Linked DNA regions of Homo sapiens: region 1 is linked to region 2. Evidence: read pairs that join two places in POLR2A ChIA-PET (ENCODE). Cell type or tissue: PC-9. All regions are shown on one strand. Links, peaks and the distances in the headings refer to the core of each region. The heading gives the core; the rest is flanking DNA.

Region 1 (10,538 bases), core at 909-8,908, 53 kb after region 2:
TTTTCTATAGATAGTGGAAACTTGCCCTTCAATTTAGCTTTTTCATTTGCTTCTTTATACCCACCTATTCACCAATCAAGTAATCCATTTTATTTTTCCCAGTCCATCTCTCCTATTTGCCTTCTCTTTCCCGTCAGTCTCCCTGACACACATGTGGATGTGCACTACTCCAGCACTCTCATCTGCTCTCCTCCAGGTCCTCGCCTTAAAGAGGCTTCTGTCCTTTTAAGGGTACCATCTTCATTGATTTGGATCAACTCTGCTCAAAACTTTATCCTCAGTTCCACATTAGGATTAGCCTATAATAATCTGAAGACAAAGTTCAGTTGTTTAAAAGAAAATATTAGTAAGAAAACCTTGGTAGACTTACATGTCTCAAGAAACTAGAACTTCAGCTGGGTGCTGTGGCTCACATGTATAATCACAGCACTTTGGGAGGCTGAGGCAGGAGGATCACCTGAGGCCAGGATTTCAAGACCAGCCTGGGCGAAATGGCATTTTGAATGCCTCACAAGTGCCAGAAACTGAGCTACTGAGGTGAGCAGAGAGAGGCCCCCTGCCCTGACCTCAGGAGCTTACACCTGTTGGAGGATATTGGCATTCTAGGGGCCAAACAAGATCACTCTTGTCTTCCTCTCCCAAGTGTGGAAATGATTAAAAAGTAAAATAGCAGTCATAGACGAAGAACAAAATATCAACTGTATTATTACATAAAGCTAAACCACAGAATGGAGCTTGGATCTGTAACAATTGGGCTTCCTAGTATGTCTTCCCAGAATTCAATTTATTTCCCAAAGTGCACTTCTCAGCTTACCCCAGGGTGGTAGCTGACCAGAGCGCACTCTGGACCCTGAGCAGAGCGTGCCCAGCCCTTCTTCCCTAGTTCATGCTTCATTAAGTCACTGTTCCTCCTTGGGCAGGAGTGAATAGAGATGGTGGAAGAGGTCCGCATGTTTGTGCTGTCTGAGAAACAGAGAAATAGCTCTCTTCCCCCAGTGGGAGTATAGACCGTCACTAATCAAATCAATACGCAAATAAATATAACCCTGTAATCATGACAAGTGCTATATAGAATTCTGTGATAGGAGGGCATCCGGAGAGAAGTTTGACCCAGTCAGGAAAGGCTTCCTTTGAAAGATAAATAGGAGTCAACTAAGTAAAGAGGAAAGGGGGAGCAATGTCACAAAGGGAACATTCTGCAAAGGCTCCATGGAGGGGGACAGCCTGGCAGGTCCCCATTACTGAAAGGCCAGGTGGCCCGAGTGTAAGATGAGACTGAGGAGGTAGGCGGGGACTAGGGCACTGGGGGTCTTATTCAAAATTTTGGTTGAATCGAAGAGCAAAGAGAACCCACTTGTAACCACACCATCATCTCCTTAGCCATGATTAAAATTATCTTCTCTGACAGTTTACGTATTTCTCTGTCATCCATTTTCCATTGTGCAAAGTGTGTTTCAGAATACTAACTTCACAAAATACTAGTTGGGGAAAAGGGATTTCCTAGTAAGTTTGGGGAGATGATGAGTTAGACAAAGTTAAATGGATTTCTTTAATTCGGGGCTTTAATATGCACTGTTAGTCTCCAAGGGGAGGATTTAGTAAATTTCCCAAACTTAGTTGCTCTGATTAGGGGACCTCTTTCTTTATGGGGCATCTCAGGGGACTCATGGTTGACAGACACCGTGTGTTCAATCAGGATTGAACATTTTGAAGACAGATTAGGTATGGGAGATAAACCAGAGTTGCTGCCTTAACTTCTTTCTTTACAAATGGTGTCACCTTGGGCAAGTCACTAATACCCATTATATAGATTTTTTGTCAAAGTTAAATGTGATAGCACATGTATAACACAGTGCTCAATAAATGTTCATTTCTTTCATCTGGGGTTTTCAACTTTGTATTTTAGGAACAGAATCAAGGTCATGCTTCTAGAGGACAAACCAGTTCATTTGTGTTAGGCATTTGTCCATTTCCTTGAATAGACCACCATGTTTCCCTTATATTTTATTTTGTGAAGATTGACTTTCCAGGATCTTTTTGTAACATTTATGTTGTAAATCTAAGGAATGAAAGAGAGTGTAGTGTAATTCCGCAATCCTCTTTTCTGGGTATTGCTATGATACTTATTCACATATAATATGAATTATGGGAACAGTTTCCCATTGGCTGTGTTTTATACCTGAAGTAATATGGACTGACTCATGTCCAACCCCAGATAACTGTGACTGCCCCAATTAGTGACGGGTGCCTAGGACCCCATGAAAATAAAGACAGTTTAAAAGTGAGAGTTTATTATTTTTCATGTAAGAATGTTTGGAAGAAATGGAATCATTTCCCTTCCTTCAGACATAAAGAAATCTTTCTGACACCTTGCCTATTTTAGCAATTTCCCATTGAGAGAATTAATTTATGTTGTGGTAAAGATGTATCATTTTCAGTCTGTCAAGATTATTGGTAAGTTATTTGCTGCTGTAAGAACATTCCATGTAAACATCAAAAATTAGCAGGGGAAATGGTTTCTTAAACCCCTACCACGTACAATTTTGATTGTGTACATTTTTCAATGTTTGGAATGTTATTTTACCTGTAGTTAGAGAGATCAGCTTATTTTGCCTGACTAATGTGGTTTCAGTCACTTTCATTGCCAGGTTATAAAATTCCACATTTCTACCCCTTAAATTCACTCTTGCAAGTTCTATATTCATGGTGCATTCCCACTTCAGAAGTAATAGTCATCTTGTAGGAACTTCATTTATAAAATGTTCTTTAAGGTATACTTTCTTGACAATACTGAATTAGAGCTCAGCTTTATCCTAAAGTTTCGAGTATTTCTTAGGTATAGTTGGAATCAATGTTTGTTTTGCAATTTTTTTTCTTTTCTGTTTGAAACAGGGTCTTACTGTATCACTCTATCACCTAGGCTGGAGTGCAGTGATGCTATCATAGCTCACTGCAGCCTCAAACTCCTGGGCTCAGCCTCCTGTGTAGCTCACGTCAGCCTCCTGTGTAGCTGGGACTACAGGCACATGCCACAATGCCCACTTAATTTTTTGACTTTTTTTGTAGAGATGAGGTCTTGCTATGTTGCCCAGGCTGGTCTTGAACTCTTGGCCTCAAGCAATCCTCCTGCCTCTGCCTCCCAAAACTCTGTGATTACAGGCAGGGGCCACCATATATGGCCTGTTTTGCCATTTTTACATCCTAGAAGAATCTTTTTCTCTCATTGTTTTCCTTTCCTATCCTTGTCTTTTTTTCTTTTAATATATAGAAAAAGTATTCATTTAAGAAAAGCTTAGAATAGTTTAAATCATAGATCAGCAAACTTTTTCTATAAAGGTCCATATAGTAAATATGCTTTGCAGGCCACAGGGTCTCTGTTTCAGCTACTCAACTTTGCCATTGTAATGTGCAAGCAGCTATAGAACCACCTAAATTAATGGGCATGTTGTGTTTTATTAAAAGTTTTTCTAAAACTTTATGTACAAAAACAGGCCAGAGTTGGCCCATAGGCCACAGTTTTCCAACCCCTGGTTTACATAATAGAGAAATGGAATTGAAAAATAAATGTGATTAAATTATCTGAAAATAAAGTGTTAAGATAATTCATACCCTTCTCCTTTTAAAAGTAGTAACATGGGCCAGGCACGGTCGCTCACGCCTGTAATCCCAGCACTTTGGGAGGCAGAGGCAGGCGAATCACTTGAGGTCAGGAGTTCGAGATGAGCCTGGCCAACATGGTGAAACCCCATCTCTACCAAAAATATAAAGATTTGCCAAGTGTGGTGGCTCACGCCTGTAATCCCAGCTACTTGGGAGGTTGAGGCAGGAGAATTGCTTGAACCTGGGAGGTGGAGGTTGCGGTGAGCCGAGATTGCACCACTGCACTACAGCCTGGGTGACAGAGCAAGACTTCATCTCAAAAAAAAAAAAAAAAAAAAAAAGTAGTAACATCTAAAGTACAATTACTTAGAGGGAAAGGCAAGTAGCACTTGTGGAGTGTTTGCTGTGTGTGCTTACTGTATTCTTTATGTATGACATTGTATTTAATCTTAACACCAGCCTCACTGAGACATTATTATTCCCATGTACAGATAAGAAATAGAGGCTTACTAAGGTTAACTTGACACATCCATGTCTGTCTATTCAAAGAATAAGCTCTTTCCAGTATACCCACACTTTCTATCCACATTCATTATTATTACATTAATACTTTTTTTAAACTTTATTATACCATCCACACTGTGTGTGAACTTGACACCTCCAAACTCAAAATATGTTAAGTTACTGAAACCTTGGTTTGACTTCATTCACTGTAACTTTCATTTTCACACAGCTCTACCATTCAAACAGCATGTCATAACAGAAGGACTTAACAGTTTCATTCAGCCAGGGTTTCTCTAAGGGTCAGCTGACTCCAGATAGCCGGTTGTTAAATAATCAGGTTTGCAAGCTGTTTGCTAAACTGTTACCTTGAAATCAGCCATGGTGGGAGTATTTACACCAGTGACATTGGCAAATGCTACATATCAGGACCTTCCCTGCCCCACTTTACCATTATACCACTGTTTTTTCCTTTCAGTATTTACCAGATTAATCTTACTTAGTTTGTAGGTCAAGGAATCGTGGATCCATGTGTCTGCAAATAAACCTAAAGTCAATCACCAATAAATAAATAATGACCATTTCAAGCAATGGACTGCTTTGTAGGCACTAACCACAATTATCTTGTTACACGAGAAAATCCAGTTTCAAAACTGCATAAGCAATATGATCTCAATTTTTTTTTTTTTTTTGAGAGAAAGTCTCACTCTATCACTCAGGCTGGAGTGCAGTGGTGTGATCTCAGCTCACTGCAACCTCCACCTTTCAGGTTCAAGAGATTCTCTGACCTCTGCCTCCCAAGTAGCTGGGAATACAGGTGCGCATCAACACCACCCAGCTAATTTTTGTATTTTTAGTAGAGGTGGGTTTTTGCCATATTGGCCAGGCTGGTCTTGAACTCCTGACCTCTAGTGATCCTCCTGCCTCAGCCTCCCAAGGTGCTGGGATTACAGGCGTGAGCCACCGCACCTGGCCCATGATCTCAATTTTATCTTTTATTTAAGAGAAGTTAACCATGGTTAACTACCTTAATATGATAGGAAGATGAATATTATTTTCTTCTTTTTCTTTTCCCATATTTTCTAAAATGAGTTTGTCTTTCTTTTTATAATTAAAACAACTTAGGACATATGATTGGAAGATATAGAATTACTGGCCCTAAAAAGAGTTGAATGGATCTCTTTCCATCAAATTAATTGACCTTTGACGTGGGATCATCCTATAGCAAAGGCCTTTTTGCTTTTGCATCCATCATTAGAGAGCAGGTTGTCTTGGTTATTATTGCCTACAGCTTAGTTAAGAAAGTAATTTCTCCCCCCTCCCCCCATATTTCCCCATTGAACCTCTGAAAACAGTGATTTTCGATCAGGATGAACGTTGAAATCACCTGGAAAAAATTTTAATCTACCTCTGCCTGGGCTCCACCCACAGCCACTCTGATTCAGCTGGTGGGTGGGGCTTGGGCATTGGGAGTTTTTAAAAGCTCTTTTGGGTGGGTAGTTCTACAACCAGAGTTAAGAAACCACTGTTTTAAAACATGGCCCATCTCATTGTAGTATCTATGTGCCTTCTAGCTTGAATTTTGAACATATTCCACGTTGTCTGGAGAAAGATTACTGTAATCCGTTTCCTTGACCTCCGGGATGAATCCAGTGGGACTGACAGATGCTCACTCATGTCTTAATGGAGAAGCCATGGAAAGAGCTGGCTGGGTTTCTGGTTCTAATAGCATCGCATAGTTACTCCTGGAAAATATTTGTATATATATTTTGGCGCACTCTGGGGGGGAAAATTCAAGTATTAAACCAGAGAAAGGCACCCAAGGAAATTAAACCAATTTTTAGGTTTTCTTGTTTAGATTCTTAATATAAAATTTAAGCTTCTGCATTGTTTTATTTTACTTCATATTCCTGTGTATCTTGGTATGGCCTTTTAAGAAACATTTCTTTATGGCTTTTACAATAAATTGTTCAGATTATAAAGTTATTGAAAATTTCAGGAGTTATTAATACACAGCAAATTATTTTAAATAATATAGTATTTTTCCCTTGGGGTGGACATTTCTCTGCAATACAGACTTACAGGACTGATAGAATTTTGCTTGGCATTTAGAAGCTCTATCTGAATGGAGTTGAGGTGAGCTCTTCCCTCATGCCTTTATTGTTAGAAAGCAAAATAAACTTAAATAGGCTTAGTAAGGACAAAAAATCCCAGACAGAAAAAAGATAACCAAAATAAAGTATAAACTAACATACATCTCCCACCTACGCAAAAGAAAAGAACAAAATGGAAGGAAAAATCTCAGAGAGAGAAATACTATTCTGTTTAATAGTGGAAAATGAGGGGAGAAAGGTGAAATTCTTCAGCCTGACTGAATTTTGTGATATGAATTCCTGAGGCTGTGATTTGGTTTTTCTAACAAATTCTCCCTAAAGAGTTGGATGTCTGCATGATACCTAAGCAACGTTCCCTAAAATCTTCGTATTGATCTGATTTACATTTCCCTTTTCACATAAATACCCGCTTTTGTAGCTGGAGAATGAGAAGATGTTGCTATATTCTCCGCCTGTGTTCTGTAGGTCACTGAAAGACCCTTTCCTGGCCTACAGTTTATTTGCTTGTTTATATACTACTCTGTTCTAATCCTTGTCTCTTCCTCTTCCTTTTTGATTGACTAGTAAAAACCTTTATTCCTCTGCCTGAGTGTCATGGTCGAGTCTTATGGCTAATTCTGCTTCCCCAGCATCTTCTGCAGCCACTTATTTTTAATCTCTTCTTGCTACTGAAAATGTTGGAGTGAGGATGGCAACAAGGAAATAGGATTTTATTTGTTTTTCCACAGCTATACCACTTAGAAAAAAACCTTCCCAAACAAAACATTTTTTTGACTTGAAGAAAACAATCAAATTGGCCAGGCACAGTGGTTCACGCCTGTAATCCCAGCACTTTGGGAGTCCAAGACGGACAGATCCCCTGAGGTCAGGAGTTCGAGACCAGCCTGGCAAACATGGCAAAACCCCATCTCTACTAAAAATACAAAAATTAGCCAGGCATGTTGGTGCGCACCTGTAATCCCAGCTACTTGGGAGGCTGAGGCATGAGAATCAGTTGGACCTGGGAGGCAGAGGTTGTAGTGAGCCAAGATTGCTCCACTGCACTCCAGGCTGGGTAACAGAGTGATACTTCATCTCAAATAAATAAATAAATAAATAAATACAAATCAGTGGTGATCTGTAATCATAATAGATCTTTTTCTAACCTTATAGTGCACAACAGCATTCACATTCACCATCTAATTTGATCCTTGTTAATACTTGATGGGACACAAGGCAAGTATTATTAACTTTTATTTTAAGTCCAGGGTACAAATGCAGGTTTCTTATATAGGTAAACTTGTGTCATGGGGGTTTATTGTCCAGATTATTTCATCGCCCAGGTATTAACCCTAGTACCCATTAATTATTTTTCCTGATCCTCTCCCTCCTCCCACCCTTTACCCTCCACCCTCCGAAAGGCCCCAGTATGTATAATTTCCCGTATGTGTCCATGTATTCTCATCATTTAGCTCTTTCTCATCATTTGGCTCCCACTTATAAGTAAGAACATGCAGTATTTGGTTTTCTGTTCCTGTGTTAGCTTCCTAAGGATGATGGCCTCCAGCTCCATTCAAGTCCCTGCAAAGTACATGATCTCATTCTTTTTTATGGCTGCATAGTATGCCATGGTGTATACGTACCACATTTTCTTTATCCAGTCTATCATTGATGGGCATCTGGGTTGATTCCATGTCTTTGCTATCGTGAATAGTGCTGCAATGAACATTTATCTGAGCATCTATCTTGTTATAAGGCACTGTGCCAAGTATTGGGGATACAGAAAAGCATAAGGCATAGCCTTTGTGGTTTAGAACTTACATCCCTTAATAGAAGCAGGCAACATATGCTTGTGGAACAGACAACTAATGAACATGATGTATACACACATGGGCTACATTAGCACAGATGATTAATAAGACAATATAGAGATACACATGGGGTCATTCTACGCTGTTTCAATGCAATTAAAAGATGTATATTCACACCCATAAAATGTCATAGATAATTGCAAGGCAAATGTAAGTTCCAAAGGAGTTGGAATAAGGTGAGATCATAGGGAAAGTGATTTGGGCAAACAATTTTATAGTCCATGATTATGGAATGTGTCAGGTTAGGGAATTAGTGAGCAGACCTGGATGTGTTGACTAAAGGTGGTATGCAAATCTAGAGTTTTCTGGGAGACCCTCCAGAACTCTGGGAGCACAGAAGTAAAGTGCTAAGAGTCCTTGACACCAAAGGGGTCTCGATCCAATTCTTGGTTCTGCTGCTTGAGAGACAGATGGACTTAAACCTTCTCAAGCCTCAGTTTCCTCATCTGTGTAATGGAGGCAGTGTTTACTTTACTGTGAGGATTAATAAAATAAGGATAGGGCCAGGAACAACTGCTGTGTTTACACTGATTCTACTTAAACCACCAGTTCAGAAAATAAATCAGCATAGGAATATCCCCGCTCTGCTTTCAAGATACCCTGCATTAGTAAATAAGCCCCATGTGTTCAGGAAGTGTTGACTGTCAATGGTGGAAATGGCTTATGTTGTCAGGTTAGTTAGGGCTTCTAGAAATAGCTATATAGCACATGTAAATCAAAACATTTTTTGCTCTAAGCTGAATCCAGCCTTTTTGGGCAGACAATATTTCACCAGCCCTGGCGAGGGCTGCTTGTGCATGTTTATTTTTGGTCTGCACTAACCTCAGAGAAGGCTGATTCCAGGAATGTGCATTACAGGTGGTATTTGCTAATGACTGCTCTGGACATGGATAAATTTTCAGGAAGGAGATGGGGTCATTTTCTTGTCAGAATGGATACAAACACTATATCTAAAGTGTCTGTGGGACCAAAGGAAAAAAAAAATGGAAGTTGGACTTCGGCAACACTAAAGAAGTGTGTGCTTTAAAGGACACTATCAAGAAATTGCGACAACAATCAGAATAGGTGAAAATATTTGCAAGCCATGTGTCTGATAAAGGCCTCATATCTAGAATACGTACGGAACTCCTACAATTCAACAATGAAAGGACAACCCAATTTAGAAATGGGGGGAAATGACACTGTTGTTATTAACACAGAAGCATTTAAGATTATCATTTTATAGCCAGGGGTGGCAGAAGTGAAGATGGAGCAAGTTGACCAATTTTTATATCCTGGTTGTTATTTTAGTAAAGGTAGCAATAACCCTTTTAAATGTGGAGACTCAGAGTACTAAGAAACAGAGCACTGGATGTTTCCAGCAGGTGAACACACTGGTGAAGGAGCTCTGTCCCCTTTCTTGTTGAAGGATGTGCCCACATAGGCCCAGCCATCATCACAGTTGGGAATGGGGGGACACCCCTTTGTGCTATCCAATTTGGGGTACTTTTACATTTCAGATTCCCTTTAAGGTGTGTAGAATTGAACATCCCACTGGTAATATTTAAATCAAGGTCAGGGGGCCATGTAAAGGGCATCTCAAAGTCTTTAGAACCGGGGGAGTTTTGACTATAGTGTCTCTGAAACTCCCTCCCCTCCTTCCTGTGCAGAGCAGAGAATGTCCTCAAACCTGCTCTGAGGGGAGAGGGGAGCAGATCTCATTATCCCTCCGCCCGGCAGAGAGAGTGAAACTGACAGAGGTGTGATATAGGTTCCTCGGGGCCACAGAGCTGAGTGATGTTGACCCAGCACTTCCACTCTAGGTATTTACCAAAGAGGAGTGAAAACATGTATCCACAAAAGACGGATACAAGGATGTATATAGCACCTTTATTCACAGTAGCCCCAAAATGATAAGTAGTTCATCCACAGATAAATGGGTAAACTGTGATATATCCAGACAGTGGAGTATAATTTAGCAATAAAAAGAAAGTACTGATACACACACAACAAATGGATGAATCTCAAAAACATTATGCTGAGCAAGTTAAGCCTGACACAAAGGGTACTCATGAAGTTCAAGTACAGGCAAACCAACCTGCAGTGACAGAAATCAGTACCATAGTTAACTTGAGTATGTGAGGAGGAAGGTGTGGACAAGGGAACTTTCTTGAGTGATGGATATATTCTGTGTCTTGATTGGGATGTTGGTTTCACAAATGTATACATTTATCAAGCTCATCCAATTATATACCTGCCCGATGCAGTGGCCCACACCTGTTATCCCAGCACGGGAGGCTGAGGTGGGAGAATTAGTCGAGCCCAGGAGTTTGAGACCAACCTGGTCATCATAGTGAGACCTGGTCTCTACGAAAATCAAAAAATTAGCTGGGTGTGGTGGCACATGCCTGTAGTCCCAGTTACTCGGGGCTGAGGCAGGGAGGATGGCTTGAGTCCAGGAGGTCGCAGCTGCAGTGAGCTGTGATTGGGTGAC
Region 2 (10,538 bases), core at 1,393-9,392:
GGTGATGGCAATTTATTATAGTATGTCACTAGTGATGTAAATAACCAACTAGAAGGAGAAGGGAGGAAAAACAGGAGAAATTCACTATGTTTAGAGTTTTATAGTTTTTTGTTTGGTTGGTTTACACATAGTCATGGATCAAAGGGGAAAAAATTAAGGAGTGTTGACTAAATTATGTGAACTGTCAAGAAGTAAATGCTGCATGAAAGCAGATTCACTTGAAAGGAATAGCAGAGGCTCTCATAAGCCACAAATGCCAAAAACAGAACAACTGTGAGTGCTAGATTCTTAGTACCTATTATATTGTTCTTTATGGATGGCTACTATTGTGTAGTAGTTATAAATCCATCAGAAAAAGAGTATATTCAGAGATGAAATTGAACTGTCCACAGAAAGCAAAATAACTCAGCAGTTATTTTAATCTTGGAAGTATTTGAAAGCATTTAAAGCTGTTTTGCAAACATGACATTATGAGCATCCTTTGGCAGAGTAATTAAATAATCTGCTAGAAAGGAACAAAAACGTAGACTCTTGACGACAATGAAAATGTATAATATCATCTGCTTTTTAGATGTCATGGCATAAGTAACAGGAGGCTTTATATTTTCACCTCAGAGAGGAAAAACAAATTGCTTTGTGAGAGGAAAAACAAATTGCTTTGTGATTCCACTATAAAATGATCTAGACTTCAGCCAAGTTTGCTTGAAAACAAAAACTTCAGGACCATTTCTGATTGAATGCAGTGGGCATAGCGTAGCTACTCAGAACATTTTGCATTCTTTTTTTTCTTTAGGGCAGTAGCATATATTTACATATTACAGTGATATTCTGTCCTCAGTGGAATAAAAGACCACCGTAGTTTACTAAACATGTAGACACAAGTTCAAGGACTGACACGTAGACAACAAAACCCTTCCTCACCTTTGGATTCAGAACTCTATGTCATCAAAATCTCTGTGTATAAATCTGTGTTTGTGATTGAGGTTACAGCTACAACATAAGACAGAAGCCACCTTTGGAGCCCCTCAGTGGCCTAGAATAATTGCTCCCACTTATGGTCCTTCTGCAGTCACTAGGGAGATTTAAAACCACAAATCCCTACCCCAACATCTGACAGTTCTGCTCTATTAGGGATGACATGCAGCCCAGAAATCTATTTTTGGAAGCCACTCACAACCCTGTGAATACTGAGTACTCCAAAACTTCAAGGAAAATCAGTTGGTCATTGGGGGAATCATGGAGACTCTCGGATGTTTTTTCCAGGAGAATTTCAGTTAAAACAAAGGCTGTTTTATCCCCAGCCTTTGTCAGCTGGTGCTAAATATGAGACACTACAAGATTTCAAAGTGCCTTCAGATTGCGTATTAGATAGATCTTCTTTAGGTTAATTCTTCAAAAATTACATATCTTTATTTGGTGTGTGTGGTAACCAGAACATTTAATTTCCCTTTTAAACTAAACAAATTTACTACAGATTTAAACATATCTCCTGGATATCCAAATACAGATGTTCCTGGATTTATAATGAAGTTATGTCCTGATAAACCCATCATAAGTTAAAAATACATTAAGTTAAAAAGGCTTTTAATACACCTAACCTACCAAACAAACATCATAGCTTAGCCTAGCTGGCCTTAAACATCCTCAAAACACTTATATTAGCCTTTATTCTAGTAAAATCAACTCACACAAACCCTATTTTATAGTAGAGGATTAAATAATTTATTGACTACTGTACTGAAAGTGAAAAACAAAATGGTTGTATGTACTCAAAGTACTGTTTCTATTGAATGTGTATTACTTTTGCGCCATCATAAAGTCAAAAAATTGTAAGTCAAATTATCATAAATCATTCTGTCTGCAGGATGAAGACTTCACCTGGGAGATTTTAGAAGGCAGCCATGGTTGTCAATATTCTGTGAATTGGCCCAGAATTCTAGATCACTCATGAACTCTCAGAAATAAGTTGCTTTCAAGAAAGACCTGTCATTTCCAGACCAGTGCTTCTTAAACTTAAAGTGCATACAAATCCCATAGGTCTGGGGTGGAGTCTAGGATTCTGCCTAACAAGTGCCCAGGCAATGCCGATGCAGCTGGTTCTGAGAACTCCCAGCAAGGGCATGGTGATGAACCACAACCCTTGATATGTGTTGCTTGCTGGTCTGGAGAAAATCAACCGTAAAAAACGGACAGGTGTAACTTGACCTGGGTGTGGGAAGTGATAGTAACTTTGAGAGAAGGGGAGGAGGAAGAACTGAAAAGATCTGATTTTAGGGACACACAAGGCCTGGGTTAAGAAGAGGTGCAGAGGACCCTGCTGGCCCACACCAAGGTCAGGAATCGGGAGGTGCTACACAGAAGCTCAGGGGGATGATCAGCAGAGCTTTTCCTAGTCCAGGGAATTGGTGCTGGGCATGGCTTGCCCCGCTGGGCTTCCCTGGACATCTTACAGGCTAGCTGTCATAATGCCGCATAAAGCCAACACCCACACTCAATTCTGCTTGAAATCACGGCTTCTGGATTTACTTTCTTTTCTAACAGTGTGTCCAACAGCGGTGTGCTTAAACCCCGGCCCTGAAACAAGATTTTTTTAAAAAAAAATTTTTTTACTTCAGTATCCCCAGAGGTACCAAAGTGAGTTCTCGATCACTTTTCCAAAGATCCTAGATAGAAGAACTGTTTTCCTGTGGGTCTTGTGATAGTTTTAAGATGATAATGCATAGTGGGGAGGTGTCAAGGATTATTTCTCGAACTCCGAAATGTATTACCAGTCACACCGTAGCAGATGACAGCGTTCCGGAAAGGGTGTGGCTTAGAGAAATAGAAATTAGGCAAGGGGTTTCCTGCAAAGCCAAATGATCCAATTTTTTTTTTCTGTCCCTTGGAAGGCCAGTGAGTCTCCAAAATAGAAATGAAGCTCCCTAGGGCTGGCTTCAGTCATACTCCTGGATTGCTAACTGCTGACATGTGTTTTTAGGAAGATCGTTGCTAGTGGAAACAGCTTCAGGCAAGTGGCAGCACCCAAGATTCTCATGTGACCCCTGCACAATTTCTGGAGGAACATGACTTTACCAAAAACAATAAATGAAATCTCACATCCATATGTTTCAGTCAAGTTCAAGGGACTATTTTGTTGGCCTGAGACCCAGACTGAAATAAAATTTTTTTTAAGATTTGGTCAACATTATAAAATGAAAAAAGTAGATAATAGCTGCTCAAATTGGGCACCCACCTACAAAACAAATAATCTACCACTAAAGTCACAGTTTGTATTTCAGGTTACTTGATTTTTCAGTAAAATGTGTCAACAAGCATATTCTTCAAAATAGGAAGCCAAATGGCAAATGGTTGGATAACCGGAAAATTAAGGGATTGGTCTGCAAGCAAGCGAAGGCCATTAAAACCTTATGCGCTGTAGACACAGCCTTTGAGCCACACTTTTTCTTGCACTGGACTCATGCATAGAACAATTTGAAATACAGAGACTACAGATATGCATCTAACAGCACACTGGGCACATGTATTATGTTCCTTGTTGCTAAAGGGTTCGGCAAGATGTAGTTCCTTTTGTAGTAGTGTTCAGAGGGAGGTAAATAATGTCAGACCACTGGGCTCTGCACAGTGGGGCAATAACTTTCATGCTAAGCCCATCTGTAGAGGATATGTTTCCATAGTTCCTGTGAAACTTAGGTGGAATTTGAATGGCTGTTGAAGGACACGCCAAGGAGGGAAGTGTGGTACAAAATAATTTCCTATCAACATTGCTTTGTGTCATAGGAATCAAAGAAAGTATGAAAATCAGGAGACAGACTTAAACCCACAAGGCTTTATTCCCAGCTGAAATCTGGGTTTACCTTGACAGAATAAGGTGATGAGAAGCATCAGGATGTTGAAAACTGGGCCCCCAGATATCTCTGTGGAATGCATTAACTTTCAGCTAATGCTCTAGAGAAAGAGCTTTGTAGCTCACCCCAAATGACAATTAGCATCACTCATCAAAGAAAGCACAGGCATGCTCACTTTATGGGAAAGCAGCGAATGCTCATGAGAGGGAGATGACTGACTTGAGTACCCCTGGAAAGAAATTAGCCCACACAGTGTTTATGAAACACTTGATTTACACCCTCGTGGCACTAACTTGGCATCATATCGAGGGGAAGGATTGGCTTCCTAATTTGAGATCATCTGTGGAGGAAGTAATGAAGTGGGCCCGAGGTGTCGGGGAAGAGGGAGCACGTTATTTCAGACGGAAATGATCGCATTCCTTTCTCACATCTCCCCGGATCAGTCTGTGAGAGACCCGCATCTGGGCCTCATTAGCCATCCAGTGCGCGGCCTCCAGCTAGCAGCGGAGGCGTCTACACTACCCTCCTTTCCTCTGCATTGTTTCCCACGACCCTGAGCCTTATCACAACCTGGGTGTGGCCACCAGGGAAATGCTATTTGGCTCCTTACAGAACAGGATGGATTCCCTGTTCTGTCTGCATAGGCCAGGCAGTCCGGATGTAGGGGATGTGAACATCTGTGTTTTAATAGGGGTTCACTTGAGACAGTCCCCTTCTATTCTGGGAAAATTCAGAACTGTATCTGAGGATGTTGCCTCCAGTTATGCTCAGAACCCTGCTGTATTCCGGGTTCTTGTCAGGTTGGCCTAGGAAGGGCAGGCAGGTGAGGCAGGAACGCATCGATGTGACAGAATTTGTTTCGTCATGAAAAAGAAGCCTCTCTGGATTAAGCCAGAGGAGGTTTGTGCCCCATAAATTACCACTCAAGGCTGATCACGCTTGAGGTCATGTGACCAAATAGCGCCTCATCTTACTTCACTCCCAGCACCCCTTGCCCCATGCAAAGGCCAAGGCTTATGTTTCAGACCTGCCTCCTGCCCTGCTGCCTTTGCAGTTTGTCACAGCAGAGAGCCAAAAAGGCACTTATTGTTGATTGTTCCTTATAATTAGAGTGCCACATAACGGTGTGGGGAACATTTTCAGGCCGGTATCACCCTGTCCTTTTCTACTAAAAGCATTGTGGAGGTAATTAAAACGTATTGTGGTGTCCCCTCTGTTTTGAGAAGTGGGTGTTTTGGCTCTCAACTCAGGCCTGGGCTCTGAAACTTACAAGTTGTGGATGTTGCACAAGTCGTTTAACCTTTCTTCTCTTCTTTCCTCATCTCCAGAGGGAATATGCTAAGAGTAGCCACCTCATAGGGATGCTGTGTGGATTAAACAAAGTGAAGCACTCCCCATGGTGACTGGCACGTAGTAAATGCTCAGTTAAATAAATGCTACTCCATTTGCTATTACCAAGGCAGGTTGCAAAATGTTTGACTCAGGTAACCCTTTGAGAAGAGAGTCGTCTTTGCTTTTGAATTCTTTAAGACATTTGTACCTACAAAGGGGAGACTGCACTAAATGATCTGGGTAGGGTAGCTTTCAGCTCTGCTGTGTTCTCATCAGTTCTGACCACAGGGGTGAAGGAGGAAGGCTGCGCATAAGACATTGTGCAAGGTGCATGCAAGAGCTCCATAAATGGTACTTCTAGCTGTTGTTATCTGTTATCTTGATCATTAGGAAAGGAAAAGGCAAATGGGAAGAAAGTAAACAGATGCTCAGCACCTTCTATGTGATAGCACTCTGCTAGGTGTTTCTACATTTGTTACCTTCCATTCCCCTCACTCACCCAGCCCCCAGTGAGGTGAAATGGTGTTGCCTCCATTTTTCTGATGAAGTGATTTATTCAACGTCACACAGCAAATAAGTGAGCTGAAATTTGAACTCGGATCTGATTCCAGATTCCCGGAAAAACTGTAGAAATATGCAGTTCCTTGCCTGTCCCCTCCCCCTTACCCCACTTTCCAGCAGCTTCCCTCCTGTGGGCCGTGCTGAAGCTGGCATAAATTTCAAAACAGCTCATTCTTCCTGCTGGACAGGCCACAAGTAAGATGCATCATAATTAGCTGTGTCTGATTGCCCTCCTGTTGTCCTAAGCTGTAGCCCCTAATTGTATGGTGGTGAGGGTTTTGCTACGGCTAGTTTTATCATTTTGACAGTTTGCTAATAAAAGGTCATCACAGGTACAGAAGCACTCTGATTTACATATGGCAAGTAAAAGGGCTTATGGGAAGTCAGCATCCAAGGTAGGCCTGTGCATTTGTTGCTATTGACACCCATGCTGAGATTCCATAATTGACAAGAAATGCTATTATTAAGCAGGTCTGTTGAGATAATTAGCACTCAGGGTTGCATTTTTAATCGGACTTGAGTCAGATAATTTATCACAGCAGTAGCAAGCTGTCAGGGTCACACAATAAATACTCATTAAGGCTGAATAAAGATTAACTGCAGGCTGAAAGAAAATTAGGCGAAGTAGTAACATTTGATTTTAATATTTACAGTGCTAATTTGCACTGATATTGGCAAAAAGATCACATCCCCAAATTGAGCTCATTTATGAAGGAAAAAGGGAAGGGATGCTATGTTGAGATGCCTGAGTGGGAATCTTTTTAAAGCTTGAAATCTTATTCCTAATTGATTGCCAAAAATATTAATTTCGAAAGGCTCATTTGGTGCAGCTATTCTAGGAGCTTTGGTATCTCTGCATTAGTAAAATGACAACTCCAAACAGAAATTGTGCATCTTGAAGGCGTGCCTAATTTGTTAACATTAGTCAGATACTGCACTTTTAATTTAATGCAACTCACTTGTCTTTGTTCATACATGGGCAGTTTATGGCACTTCAAGTTAATTAAAAACACCTACCATTAAAACATGCAACATCTTTAAAGGAAAAAGGAAGTCATTTCAGGCCACTATATTACCAGGCCAAGACATTTATGTACTTGCTTATAATTTACAGTATACTAAAGATAGGGAACCAAGTGAGAACATTAGTATTTATGAATACAGTAAATTTTGTTGACAAAACCAGTGTAAAAGTTCAGATACAGAATCCACAGTAAATGTGCAGTTTGTTTATTGGACTGAGAGGCTTAGATTTTAATGGAAAATTAATTTTAAGGGCTGCTGCGCTGGTGTAAACCCCTTCTGATCGGAGACCCAAGACCCAGGCCGCCTCCACCCAAGTACGCCACCCACCCAAGATGCAGCAGTCAGTCGTTCTCGTGGACTGGTTGGCATCTCAGTGCTGTCATCAGACTTGAGGGATTTCAGCCAAATCAGCAGCATCATCAGAGAGCTTTTGTTCAATGCCTAATTGTGCCTGTAGTCGTTCTCTGTGAAACCATGCGGGCTGACTGCTGAGACGGCATCTGGGCATGTGTGTGTGCTGTGTATTGGAAATGCAGGCTGTAGAATAAGATGCATTACACTGAGGCAGAAGGACTGTGAGGTGAGTCTGGGTCACAGGGTGCATGAAGGAGCTAGAGTCAGGAGGAGCCAGGGTAAGGCTGATCACGGGGGGTGGCGGGGAGAGCACCCCCCACCACCACACCGCCGTGACCCGGCCCTGTGAAAGATAGGAGAGCAGAAAGGTGTCACCTTCTTCACCAGCCTTTCCAAGAAACTTATCTCAAAACTAAACATGAAGAGGCCTTTGTGTTCCAGGCTCACTGAGAATGGTACCGGGGGCATGCTCAGGGCTGGCGCAGCACTCTGTAGGGAGCAGGTGAGAGGAGGGCAGCAGGCAGGAGCCGGGTTTCTTCTTCCCAGAAGACAGGGAGCTGCTCACTGCTGTGCCGGGGCTCCTGGCCAACACCTGCAGTCTGGCCCTGCTGCCTGCCTCAGTCCTCAGAACCCTCCTCACTGGCCACGGCAGCCGTGGAATGGTTTTCAACCACTGTTAGCAAGCGGCAGGGTCACTTACATGCAAAGAGGAAAGCAGAGCCCCAGATTCCAATGTGTTCATCCCAATAAACATCATGTGTAGACCCCGTGATGAGAACCGAGGAGTGAAAACCATCTGAATTCTGAAGGGGTTTCTCATGAAGTGGAGAGACAGACCATGAGTGAGTGTGTTATAAAACCAGTCTCCCTATTGCGAGTGCCCAAGAAAAGCAACACATTAGGGTTGCTGATGGCAAGGTCGCATTTGGCTTGTGGCCTTACATACAGGGTCTTCCCCCTCTAGGAGGCCACAGCCATTTCTTCCCTACACTGGCTCATTGCTGAAGTTGCCATCCAAGGGGCATGGAGAAGGAAAAAAGCCTGAGGCCATGGATAACTGGCAGGTGGGACAGGGCACAGGGGCCATCTCACCCCAGGGACACACAGCTCATCCCCTTCTCTCCAGATCCAGGGGCCTCTAAAACTGGCTTGGGGCCCTCAGAGTATTGGGGGTATGGCAGGACCTGGGAACCACACCCTGCAAAGGAAGCAAGGCCTCCCTCCTGTCCTGTTGCCTCCCCTGCCACAGTGCTGCTTCTCAGCCTGCTACTCAGTCCTTCCCACCCCCAGCTGTGATTTCCACCTATTTTAGCTTAGCTGACTATCAGTTCATCTTTGCTGAGCTGTGAGATAACTAAAGGTTTTTTCTCCCAGGAGTTTTGATATTTTAAGCAGAGAATTCCTGATAACAAAACCATTCCTAAAGCTCCAAGTAATGAGCCTCTAACCATATCATTTTGAAGCAGGAAGGTTTGCTCTGTGCTCCGTAGACCTCATGGCCAGCTGCTACTTGGCTCTGCAACACAAGGTGTTTTAGAGAAATGGCCCAAGCTTCAGATTTCTTGCTAAACAGTGATGGTGGCAAAAGCGGCATCAGTCATGGAAACAAGTGAGAGCCATTCTCCCTGAAGGGGGCAGAAATCAGTATTTTCAGTTCTTTAAAACAGAATCATTATGGCCAGCCATGGTGGCTCACATTTGTAATTCCAGCACTTTGGGAGACCAAGGTGGGTAGATGGCTTGAACTCAGGAGTTTGAGACCAGCCTGGGCAACATGGCAAAACTCCATTTCTACAAAAAAAAAAAAAAAATAGCTATTCAGGAGGCTGAGGTGGGACAATTGCTTGAGCCTGGGAGGTGGAGGTTGCAGTGAGCCATAATCATGCCACTGCACTCCAGCCTGGGCAACAGAGCCAGACCGTATCTCAAAAAATCATTAAAAGCAACCAACCAACTATTAACAATAATGGCTGCTACTTACTGAATAGCTATTACCAGGCACCATTTGAAGCACTTTGCATTGTATTCATTCAATCCTCACAACTGTATTATTCCCATTTCACACATGAGGTAACTGAGGCACAGAGATAAGTACCTTGCCCAAGGCTGTAGCACCAGTGAGGTGTGAAGCTGAGTTTAATATGCCCTGGACCTCCATGAAATCGCTACAGGACAAAGAGCTAGTCAATAGATGAATGGGCCAGGACAGAGAAACAGATTTTCAGAGGATTGTAACATAGACACAGATGCTTTGGTGTTTTGTTTTTGTTGTTTTGTTTTTCCCAGGGAAGAGGTAATGTTGGAAAGTTAAGAACAAAACAAACCATGCTCCTGGATACAATATAACCTAAGGATTCTAAAGAGAAGAGGACATAAAATAGCGGGGCTCATTTGAGGATGGATGTTACCATTCATTTCAATAGATAATCATGAAACTTGGAAGAACCTTTCAAACATAGAGATTGGGTCAGGTTGTGAAATTGTTAAGAATTTGACCATGAAAGTGTTTGTGATAGAAAAAGAAAAATGGAAGTAACCAAAATATTCTTCAGTTTGAGATTGGTTCAGTAAATTGAGTGTATCCATCCTGTTTAAAACCATGAGGTAGATCTATATGTACTGACCTGAAAAGATGTCCAAGATCTATTGCTAAGTTTAAGAAGAAAAAAAAGTTGCTAAAGAAAATGCACCAAAAAATGCAATCCGGAGTATTTCCCAATAACTGACAGTGGCTGTTGGGATAGGACTGTAAGAATTTCCCTTTTTTACAGTATCAGTAATCCTGTGATGTTTGCATTTTTATGGAAAGGTATGTTGCTTTTGAATTCCAAAGAAAGAGATAGAAAACAGGTTTAAATGGATAGTTCTATTGACTCAGGTATAAGATTTCCTAATGGAATATAAAGCTTTTTCATAGCATATTGATTCTGTTGTTATACATCCATCCATAAAACCAAGAGGGAACACTGATTGCTTAATTTTTTTTCTTGTTTATAAGCAGTAAACCTATTCTACAGGTTTTTGAGTGTTTTTGAGTCAATAATTATTTATTTTTCAATTAGCACATATGCTCTTAAAGGAGAGGATCATATTTTGGTTATCTATAAGCAAACCAGAATAAGAGGATGTCATGGGAACATCCTAAAGGCAAAAGTTCAACAATACTAATGGCAACCGCCTCTATTGAGTGATTGCTATGTACTTCATTTAATCCTCACAACAGCCTGATGGAGGAGCTATTCATACTGGTCACCATTTTCCATTAAAGAAAATAGGCAGAGCTAGGGTAAAGAATGTGCACAGAGCTAGTAAGTGGTAGGGGGAGGTTTCAGACCCTGTATATGAGTTAGGCTTGTGGAGTCCTTTTTAAACATTAAGCCTATGTGCTTGCTTGAGGCGTAAATGTTGTGGACATAAGAG

What was found. ChIA-PET counts read pairs that join two places held together with the same protein. Peaks named below come from ENCODE experiments on the same cell type or tissue, not always from the same donor. Only the 100,000 strongest peaks of a DNase experiment are listed, where the experiment ranks them.
Region 1: POLR2A ChIA-PET joins it to region 2 with 12 read pairs; 4 of 35 experiments call an interaction of 5 or more read pairs at or near these places.

What each region holds. Positions count from the first base shown.
Region 1 is chr7:27,884,188-27,894,725 of GRCh38, reverse strand. All of the region lies in intron 3 of JAZF1 (JAZF zinc finger 1), which reads left to right. Among named protein-coding and RNA genes, the nearest start is that of TAX1BP1-AS1, 150 kb to the right of the region's middle. In PC-9, for the core only: no CTCF peak of the experiment used is centred there; a DNase peak (open chromatin) is centred at 4,725; H3K4me3 peaks cover 492 bases; H3K27ac peaks cover 1,167 bases.
Region 2 is chr7:27,937,197-27,947,734 of GRCh38, reverse strand. All of the region lies in intron 2 of JAZF1 (JAZF zinc finger 1), which reads left to right. Among named protein-coding and RNA genes, the nearest start is that of TAX1BP1-AS1, 200 kb to the right of the region's middle. In PC-9, for the core only: no CTCF peak of the experiment used is centred there; no DNase peak of the experiment used is centred there.